2 separate regions of the Homo sapiens genome follow, and region 2 is linked to region 1. A link is a loop called in an ENCODE intact Hi-C map of the cell type or tissue named here. Cell type or tissue: heart right ventricle. All regions are shown on one strand. Links, peaks and the distances in the headings refer to the core of each region. The heading gives the core; the rest is flanking DNA.

Region 1 (5,382 bases), core at 114-5,113:
AGATGTATCTGCTTTTGGCGGCATCCCAAGTCAAATAATGCTGTGATTCTTGCAGACTTAGACTTACAGAGGTACTGCCTTGATGGTCTTGGACAAGATCTGGGGGAGTTCTCTGGATTACCAGTCAGAGACCCTTGTTCTTTTCTCTTACTTTCTCCTAAAAATATAGTCTCTTTCTTTGTTATCAGTCACCTAAAGCTGAGTGACACAAGCACCCCTGTGGCCACCACCACTATGACTGCACTGGGTCAGACCTGAAGCCAGCACAGCACTGTGTCTCAGAAAGGCCTGCTGTAACCAGTCCCTGACCCAAGGCCTGCTGTAACCAGTCCCTGGCTACTGCCTATGTTCGCTGAAGGGCCTAGGGTTCTATAATTAGCAGGTGGCAAATCCATCCAGGCCTATGTCCTTCCCTTTAGGGAGAGGTCCCCCAAGCCCTAGGTGGGCCCAGAAGTTCTGTTTGGGAGTGGGGTACTAGAGTCAAAAGCCTTCATCTACCTGATATTCTATTGCAGTGTGGCTAAGCTGTCACTTATGCCACAAGATGGAAGCAGAGGAGCCTCACCCTGTAGCTACTACCAACCGAGGCCATGGTGAGTACTGCCAGACTAACACTCATCTTCCCTTAAGGCCCACAGTCTCTAAAGTCAGCTTGTCATGAAGGCTACCTGGCCTGGGACTCACCCTTCAGGGCAGTGGGTTCCTCTCTGGCCCAGGTTAGGTCCAGAAATGCCATCCAAGAGTCACATCCTGGAATCAGGGATCCCAAGAACCCTCTTGGTGCTCTAGTCCCCTGTGGTGATGGTGGTACCTATGGTGCAATACAAAGTCCCTTTTACTTTTCCTTCTGCTTTTCTCAAGCAGAAGTTTTGTCCCATAGCCACAGCAGCTGGCTATGTACTGAGTCTCACCTGAAGCCAACAAGTCTCAGAGGCTCACCCAAGGCCTTCTACGTAGTACCTGTGTATTACTACTGGTTATTTAAGGTCCAAGGGCTCTTTGGTTAGCAGGTGATGAATGCTGGCAGGACTGGGTCCTTTCCTTCAAGGCAGTGGGTTCCCTTCTGGCCCAGGGTGTGTCTAGAAATGTCATCTGTGAGCTAGGCCCTCGAATGGGGGCCTCATGACTCTGACTGGTATCCTATTTTGCTGTGGCTGAGCTGGTATCATAGATGTAAGACAACATCCTTCCTACTCTTCCCACTCCTCTCCTTAAGTGGAAGGAAGGGGTCTCTTTTGGAGTTGTGAGTTGTAGCCTGGGGTTAGAGGAGGTATGATGCGAGCACTCCCTTGGCTGCCACAGCTGGTGTCCACTATCTCTGGGCTTAGTTCAGCCCTAGGACTCGCCTAAGAGTTGTAGTCCTTATGGCCTAGATTGCCTTTCAAGTTTACTTGGAGACAGAGTGCTATAGCCCTTGGAGGCAAGGTTTGGAGGCACTCAAGCTCAGACTTCTGGGATTGGTGATTCCCCTCTGGCTAAGCCTGGCTTAAATGTTCCCTCTGTGGGTGGGTGTCAGCTGAGTTTGGTCTGGTTTTCCTTTCTGCTCTGACAGGACAGCAGTGAGTTCAGTGCATCACAATTGCTGTATTCTCCCTCCCCCAGCACCCAGAGAATCCCTCCATACCATGCCACCAAGGCAGGGAGTGAGGAAGGGGTCACAACGGTGATTCAGGACTGTTTTTAGTCTCTTCAGTGCTTCTTTCAGTGATATAAAGTTAAAAGGAGGTACTATGAGTGCTTACTTGATTTTTGGTTCTTATGAATAGGTGTTTTTTCTGTATAGATAATTGTTAACTTGGTGTCCTTGTGAAGGGCATGATTGGTAGATCTTTCTATTCCGCCATTTTGCTCTGCCCTCTCTCAACAACTTTCTTACCAGGTGGCATTTTGTATTGAAGATAGCCTTAAACCAAATTCTACCAAACCTTCCCATTTTTAATGAGTAAAGATACATTAAAACAGTTATACTACCTACCTATTCTTGTAAGCCCAGAAAGTGCCTTATTCTCCGACTTTTGGCATTTCTCTAAGCATCTTGAATGAGAGGCTTCCTGTGAGCCAATGCAACACCATTCTGGTGAGTAGATGTGAACTTCTTATTTGGGTAAATTGATAGTCTTCTGCAGTGTGAAAGGGACATAGGACCAAATACAGCCCTGGATTGTCCCAAGATATTAAGACACTGGGATTGCTGATTTTATTCTCCTGTTTTAAGAAAGGTTAGTGCGGCCCCAAGTATCTTTCTAACCCATGATATATCCTGAATTTTACTTATTTCCATTTATTTCACCAGAGAAAAATGATTTCTAATATTCTTTATGCTAAGAAACCCTCTGGTGTTTTTGGTAAGCATCTTTGAAGTTCTTACTAAAATACTTTGGAGGCTGGAATTCCTGATAAGTGAATTTCAGCTGCTAACCAGATGCCTTTTGATTTTATACAGTCTGCACTGAGCAATTTTGAGATAAATGACCACATAGCAAGTATTAGTACATGAACATTTCCTGTCTATCTAGTAGTCATTGGCATCAAAGTTTAGAAGTACCTAATCAATCTGTATAAAGTCTTTAATTAAAGGTGGGATAGTAGTAGATTGTCCAACTGAGGATGTGTTTTTAGATACATTTAAAATCTGAAAGAATAATATTGGGGAAATCGTAATTGCATTACGCATCTCTAGCATTCTCACTTCTACCACAAGGGGGCAGCATTAGCCCCAATTGAAGCCCAGTGTTGACAGCTATAATCTTAGAGTCTCTCCTAGTCATTGGTGTTGCTAAAAAGGATTAAAAAAAGCCATCACATTAAACTGAGCACCTAAATGGGTAGGTGCAGAGTTGGGCTTGAAGCTATTTGGCAGCAGGGGTAGCAAAGAGCTGGTCTGTTCTCTGAGTGGAAAGACCTGGGAATTGGGAGTGGGTGGGGTCTGAGGAGTGATTTGAGGCAGGTGGGGAACAGCCATCAGCCACATAAGACAGCGAAGTCACCTGAGGTGACAAAATAAGTGAGGAATCTCTGGCCTCAGGATAACAAAGGACTTGAAAAACAGGGATGTCTAATAGGGATTTTCTGTTTGTGTGATGCAGAATAGAATGCTTTCTTGCTGAGGGTCTTATGTGTTTCGATGCTTTGGAATTGTTGAAGTTAAAATTCAGCAGAGTCATGAAATTGGGGCCAGAGGTGACTTTGGGAATGTGAATCTCCTAGGAATTTATACAAATATTAGTAAAGGCAGTGGCCCTTCTATAGTATGGGGCCTGGTGATTTGAGAAAATCTTGTTTACATTTTAAGTTGCACAGTGACCCCACTCTCAGGCTAAAATCAGTGATTTATTTCAATAAATGTTTCTGGAGGAACTAATATTTGCTTAGCTAGGTGCTGTAGGGAGACAACACATTTCTAATTTAAATGTTTGTGCCAATGACTGTTATATTTGAAGCAACTGCACTGTCCAATTCAGAATATCCCAAGAGGGATGGACCTAGTGCCATAGTTGTCAGCTTTGTCTACGTGTTAGAATCACTTGGAGTTATTTAAAGCTTTTAAAGACACACAAACACACACATATTCCTAACCCAACATTATTTGTGTTCTCCATCTTTTTTTTTCCAATTCCAGATGGGAATCAAAGAAACCTGTTTCTTTTATAAAAATTATTATTATTTTTTAGATGGAGCTTTGCTCTTGTTGCTCAGGCTCAGTGCAATGGTGTGGTCTCTGCTCACAGCAACCTCTGCCTCCCGGGTTCAAATGATTCTCCTGCCTCAGCCTCGCAAGTAGCTGGGATTACAGGTGCCTGCCACCACGCCCAGCTACTTTTTGTATTTTTAGTAGAGACAGGGTTTCACCACGTTGGCCAGGCTGGTCTCAAACTCCTGACCTCAGGTGATTCACCTGCCACAACCTCCCAAAGTGCTAGGATTACAGGTGTGAACCACTGCGCCCAGCCTAAATTTCTTCTTAATACTCCTGTTCTTCAGTGATGCACAATTTCTAAAATGTCCCATTCTCTTTTTTAGCTTCCACAGTGGTGTAACAAGGCAATGGGAATTCACTCCACAAATCCCAGTACCACAAGAAGTTATCTGTAAGGTCTCCAGGGATGAGATAATCTACATATTTCCTCATGTCTGTTATAATGGCATTCTAGCCCAACATAATCATGTCCATCTCTTGGAATGCATTGTGTAGACTTTAACTTATATGGTTCTGCTCTACTAATGAAGTCAGTCTCTTTAAAAAATGTTCAGAGAAACTAATAAAGGATTATAAGCAACAAAAGGATACGGCCTAAGCCAAGTCAAGCCATTCTTGCTATCAATTCTGGAACAAATATATTAATGATATTCCTGTGTCTCTAATTTTATATAACAAACAGACAATCATTCTTCCATCATTTCTATTTCCTTTTTTTTTTTTTTTTTTTTTTGAGATGAAGTCTTGTTCTGTTGCCCAGGCTGGAGTGCAGTGGCATGATCTCGGCTCACTGCCACCTCCACTTCCTGAGTTCAAGTGATTCTTCTGCCTCAGCCTCCCGAGTAGCTGGGACTAGTGCCGCCATGCCTGGCTAATTTTTTATTTTTATTTTTTTGTATTTTTAGTAGAGATAGGGTTTCACCATGTTAGCCAGGATGGTCTCGATCTCCTGACCTCGTGATCCACCTGCCTTGGCCTCCCAAAGTGCTGGGATTACAGGTGTGAGCCACCGCACGTGGCCTCTTCCATCATTTCTTTGACCATGCCTAGGGACCATCAGTAACCCTAATGAAAAATGATCTTTGTTCTTTTCTGCTTTTGCTTAGTGCTGGTTTTTGGCTCTTCTAATCAAATGAGTCATTCCTGGAATGTTCAGTTTGTTTTATGGTTGTGGCACTCCAGGAAAGCAGGGCAGTTCACCTGCCCCATTCCACAGCTGACTGTAGCTGAGAAAGCTCCCAACATCTGTGTCTATAATAAAAAGCCTGCAAAAGGAAAATAAATCATGTTTCCACCTCCATTTTTTCCTGCACATTAAAGGCTGATCACTGAAAGTCATGATCTTGGCTCTGAATTGGGTTGCAGCATTTGATCTGATGGCACACAAAGCGAGATCAATATCTGCCACCATAAAAAGTCAATGAAACATAAATTAGGAAGAGAAAATTTTCTAACTCTGGCCCCAAGCAGTGACTAGTTGGGTGCAAGCCATACATTTGGGCAATGAAAAAAGAAAGCAGCTTTACTTAACAGCAGGGTAGACTATACTAGGATTATATTTTGTGCTATTCCTACTTCTCTTTATTGATCTGCATATAATGAATTGAAGCATGATGATTCTCTCTCCAAAGTTACTCAAGAGTTTACTAAAATGTTATCAGAAAGTTTCTAACTGTGGCTATAAA
Region 2 (5,382 bases), core at 149-5,148, 340 kb after region 1:
TTCTCATTTTGTAAATAATATGGCCCTAACTTTGTAAATGAATTAGGTAGCATCTACACAGCAGAAAAACATCTAGTTGAAAAATAGTTAATTTATCCAAATGATATTTAAAAACACAGTATAGTGCCAACAAATTAATGGATTCATTTTATTTCATGGACCTGTTCCACATTCCTGATAACTATTTTCCTGATGATTTATCACATTTGTCTCTTCCTGTGGCTAAAACTTACCTTTCTGTCTGGAGTATATCTTTGCATGATGCAAGGCTATCATTTGACTCTGATGATTTTATTTTTCTGATAAATTTTGGAAGATTAATCTGATAGAATACTAAGCCATATGTGGGCTATGTTGGTGAGGCCCATGTGTGTACAAGAAAATGTTAAGCCAAAAAATTTAAAAACTGGACCCCAAAGAAAGTGTACCTATTGATTTCAACTGTGTGAATGTATTATACACATTAGCAGAGAATAAAACTTAAATTGGAGGATAATAGTCTATGTTCATTAAGTGTGTGTATGTGTGTGTGTGTGTGTAAAGTTTATTTTATAATAATTTTAAAAATAAAAAGGATCCCCAAAGAAAAAGTACTAAGACAACACTTGTTTTAAAATGAAGTTTTATACTCTAAAAACTTGCATATGTAGCCAAAACAATTTATTACTAGGGGGAGATTAGGGATTTAGTGGTATTATTTTTAAGAAAAAAAAAGCAACAGCACAAGATGAATATTTTAAAAGTTTACTTAGAAACAAAACACTACTGGCCTCCAAGATACCATGTGCCAATTTTCCCCTCTGAACAACTTTTACAGACAACTTATAACCTCCCTAAATTATAGGTTTATGCGGAAAAATAAGGGGTTGTTATATAATAAGGAAGCTGACAAATCTTTAACTGTAACAGTACTAGTTATTGCTACTGTAATTTATGCATAGATACTGATTCTAATTAAGTAATAGCAGAGGTTGCCTTTGAATTTATGAGGCTATAATCAGCTCCCTTGTGCTCAATAAATGCCACAGCTACAGTCTGTGGTGTTAATTTCACACTACAGTGGGAACTAGTGGTTGTTGCCAAATATACTCATAAGTCACAGGCAATTTGGATTATTACTGTAGTGTGTGCTGCATTGAGAAATGAACTAGTTCATAATCACTTTTTAAAGTCATTATTGAGTGTTTGTGTATGATAACTCTTCTGACATTGATAAGGCATAGTGCAGTAGCTTGTCTTTTTCCCAAAACCCATTTCTAGATAAAATAAATATATCAAATCCTCCGGAAAAATAACAACATAAGAAGCCCCTGCTTCCTCAGCTTTCTGGCTATGTCTGATATATGGGAACTGGAAACTTAGAATTTTTTCCTATAAACTACCTCCTGTGTGATGTTCCCCAAAGGGACAGTGCCTGATACGGGGTTATTCGATATGGGGATTTTATGAATTAATGTGATGAGCTTGCTGGCAAAATGAATTCTGTCCTTTTCTAATTTCCTGAAGCTGGGTGTCAACTAAAGCACTTTCACTGTGAGGTTTAATTCTGGAATTACTTTCCTCAAAATGTCACACACACACACACACACACACACACACACACACACAAAGATGGGAAGTGAGCTAAAAACAGTATCTCTCGTTCTTTATTTTACTGTCTCTCTTCTATTTCAAAGGAGTTACTCTTGGCAGTGGGGTTTTAAGAAATTCCACGTAGGACTGCACACTATTCCACATCTTGTTCTTAAATCCACAACACTGCCATGACTCCTTATTGTTAAACAGCGAACGTGTTCAAATGCCAGCTGTTGACTATAAGGGGTCTTCTTTGTAACCGAGAGGGCTGATTGCATTAATTCCACGGACAGCATGCTCTGACTGGTTGCTGGGACCACAGATTTCTGTTTTGAGTATGTTCACATTATTTCCTGAGGAACTCACTAGGCTCCAGTGCAATCAACAACATAATAGAAGAACCGTGTTTTCTTCGTAAGGGGCAAGCACAAAAGGCAGATGGCTCCCCTGACGTGATGTTTTAGGACCTGCCAAAATCAAGACACCAAGAGTGACTGAAGCTAGTCAAAGAGTCACTGCCACCTTGGATTCTTCTAAATAAAATGACACAAAATATCAGATATTTCCTATATTGCTTTCCATTATCTACCAAAAAAGCGTTCTTCAAACATCCAAAAGATCCTGCACCCTGGAGTTCAAGCTTATCCTTTGTCTATGGTCTGTACACAGAAAGGTAGTTTCCATAAATTATAACCAATGCCCTGTGGAGGCAATAGGTAATCGTTTCAGAAAAACATGTGTGTGGGTGGGTGGGTGTGGGTGTCTGTGTGTGGCTGTGTGCACGTGTGCATGCTTTGATCCCTTTTATTAACATTCCAGGGGCAGAAACTGTAGTCTCAGAGTGGTGTATAATCACAAATTTTCTTCACTTAATTTGCAACAGAAAAGGAAAGGTCTTTCTTCCATTATTGTATAGACAAATAACAAAACATCAGAGCAGTAGCTCTATCAACAAAAAGGCTTTTGGAAGATTTGCAGGTGTTACACAACCTCCTTCATCAGGGGAGAAGTACAGCCTAGCTTTTTGGAGTAAAGACGGAGTCCTTTAACAATTCTTGCTTAGCAACACACAGTCTATTTGTGGTGGTCATGGGGGTGCACCAAGCAATCTCCCATCTAGAAAGACCCTGCTGAGAGGAGCATTGTCAGCTGACAGCTTCTGCGGCCACATCTCCGTATCCACCATGCATTCATGCCAAGACTGTTGTCTTTCCCAGAAGCTCTCAGCCAGTGACTGAGCATGCTGGGATCCTAGGGACAGGCAGTTCTTGCCCAACATATGACTCCTATAGTGGACAATCCCTACTCAAGGATTCCTCTTCAGGCTGACCAAGACTTTTACAGGGCAGCATTGCAGTCTGGGGCTCAGCCTTCTTCCTTCTCTCTCTCCTTCTACAAGTATTAGAGCTACATCACCATCTGAAGTTTCTTTCTTTCTATGTCTGCTCTCTTGTCCTTGTTTCATGCATGTCTTGAGATATTGCCAAATGTCCACTGGGAGGCACAAATCTCTATTCTATGAGAACCACTGGTATAAGGTAAGAAAGCTTCCCTAGGAAGAGCTAGGTGCTTGCTCCTCGGGCTCCTGTGGCACTTGGTTTCACTAAAGCACTTTTTATGTTTAATTGTCATTGTTCATCTATTGGGCTCTCCCGCCAGCTTATGAGCTTTTCCATAGGAACTGTGACTTTCATATTCATTGCATTTCTCCAGTCCCATTTTGGACCTGTTTTCAGAAGACATTCGTTTAAATGACGAATCAAGGAAGAAAGGGGAGAAGGCAGGGAGAGAGGAATGGGGAAGGAAGGATAAAAACAAGCAGTTAGGCAGCAAAAGAAGGCGGGAGAGAGTGAATCTATGAAGCATTTTTCCTTGGCTAGCCAAAGTGGCCTGGGTTATGTTTCTATATTTGAGCCTGGTCATTCTTAGCTTATTGCTTCCCCTTTAGGAGTTTACTGCATGACTCTATCTATAGCGTTTGTTTGTTGAAGAATCGTTCGTTTGTTATGCTCCAAGTGTTGAAATCCTCTTTGGTTTTTGGATCTTCTCATACCCTCCTCTGCCCACTTTAAGGCCATTTCCAGGCAACCACTGGCAGATCCTTGTCCCTCCCCAGTAACTGACAGCACTTAACCATCAATAACGTGATCTCAGACACCAAGGCACTGCTCCAAAGGATGAGCACTTCTTGTTTTGTATCAACAACAAAAAAATATTCTGAATAATACATGGTCCCAAACGGAAAGGTAGATAGGAATGCAATCAATTAACTTGGATGATGTCATAATCCACATGCATGGCAGAAGAGCTAGAATTCCAGACCTTGCTGTGCTCAGCTCTTCTGAGGATAATTAGCAGTGTTCCAGGGAACTTCGGACAGCCCATTGTGTTTTATATCTCTAACAATATGATAGGCCTGAGAGATTTGGAAAAGGATTCATTAGCTTACTAAAATTATTTAAAACCCAGACAGGCCGGGCGTAATGGCTCATGCCTGTAATCCCAGCACTTTGGAAGGCTGAGGCAGGCAGATCATCTGAGGTTGGGAGTTCCAGACCAGCCTGGCTAATATGGTGAAACCCTTTCTCAACTAAAAATACAAAAATTAGCCAGGCCGTGGTGGTGCACACACGTAATCCAGCTACTCAGGAGGCTGAGGCAGGAGAATCACTTGAACCCAGAAGGTGAAGGTTGCAGTGAGCTGAGACAGCACCACTGCACTCCAGCCTGGGTGACAGAGCAAGACACTGTCTCAAAATAAATAAATAAATAAAAGAAAAATAAAAAAAAACTCAGACTAACAGGAATGAGAATGATGCTTGTAGGGACAGAAAGAAAAAAAAAATACTATTAACTGTTTTTGGCTCATCTTGCTCTCCAAACCTGCATTCTTCTGAATTTCAAGAATGAGTACATGTAGCCAGAGGCAAAGGAACTCTGTCCAGGCATGGACTAGGTAACACAACCAGCCCCAGAAGTTCTCCTATCCCCCACGCTAAGTCCTTCTTCCTAATCTTCTTCTAAATCTGTTCCGTTGATAGAAGTTCCCCAACCTTAAAAAGAATTTTTTTTAACTTCTAGAGTTCTTAGTTTTCCATATATTTCATAGTCTGCATAACAGCTAAAAATATCCTTTGTCATCTATCTTTGACATCAAGTAACACTGCCACTGTCACCCAATGTGGAGTTTTATGGAATTCTAAATTTGTAAGAGATGAATACATTATTAAATTCAGTAATTCCCAAATTTTAGTGAATAAAACATCCATTGAGGGAGCTTGTTAAAAATTCAGATTCTGATAAGGCCCAGGAATTTGCCAAGTTTTGGCTGCCTTATAACTTAAATACAGCAAAATTCACTCCCTTGAGGTGTACAGCTTTGCAAATTTTGATAATTGTATGCAGCCATGAAATCTCCATCACAATCAAGATATGAAACAGTTGCATCACCCTACAAAGCTTTTCATGCCCCTTTACAATCCATCTCCTTTCCCTCCCCCGCTTATAACCCCCAGGCAATCACCTGTTTGATTTCCAGCCCCGTAATTTTGCTGTTTGGGGAATTTCATATAAATGTAATCTTGCAGTATACATACAGCCTTTTGTGTTTAACTTTTCTCCCTTAGTATGATGTTTTTGAGGTTCATCTGGAAAATTTGCAATTAAAATAGAAATTTTTGATGATTCTGCTCAGAGAGTTTCATAGCCGTATTTTGAAAAGCACTCTTCTGATCCAAACTTTTTATTTCATAGATAAGAAAGCTGAGGTGTAAAGAATGTAAGTTACTTACCTGAAGTGAAATATTA

What was found. Peaks named below come from ENCODE experiments on the same cell type or tissue, not always from the same donor. Only the 100,000 strongest peaks of a DNase experiment are listed, where the experiment ranks them.
Region 2: a loop joins it to region 1, with 3 times the contacts of the local background. A loop is called at or near these places in 4 of 110 quality-filtered maps.

The regions. Positions count from the first base shown.
Region 1 is chr9:75,262,964-75,268,345 of GRCh38, forward strand. No RefSeq gene overlaps it. Among named protein-coding and RNA genes, the nearest start is that of OSTF1, 180 kb to the left of the region's middle. In heart right ventricle, for the core only: a CTCF peak has its summit at 2,689 (motif pointing right); a DNase peak (open chromatin) is centred at 2,725.
Region 2 is chr9:75,598,408-75,603,789 of GRCh38, forward strand. No RefSeq gene overlaps it. Among named protein-coding and RNA genes, the nearest start is that of PCSK5, 290 kb to the right of the region's middle. In heart right ventricle, for the core only: a CTCF peak has its summit at 3,088 (motif pointing right); no DNase peak of the experiment used is centred there.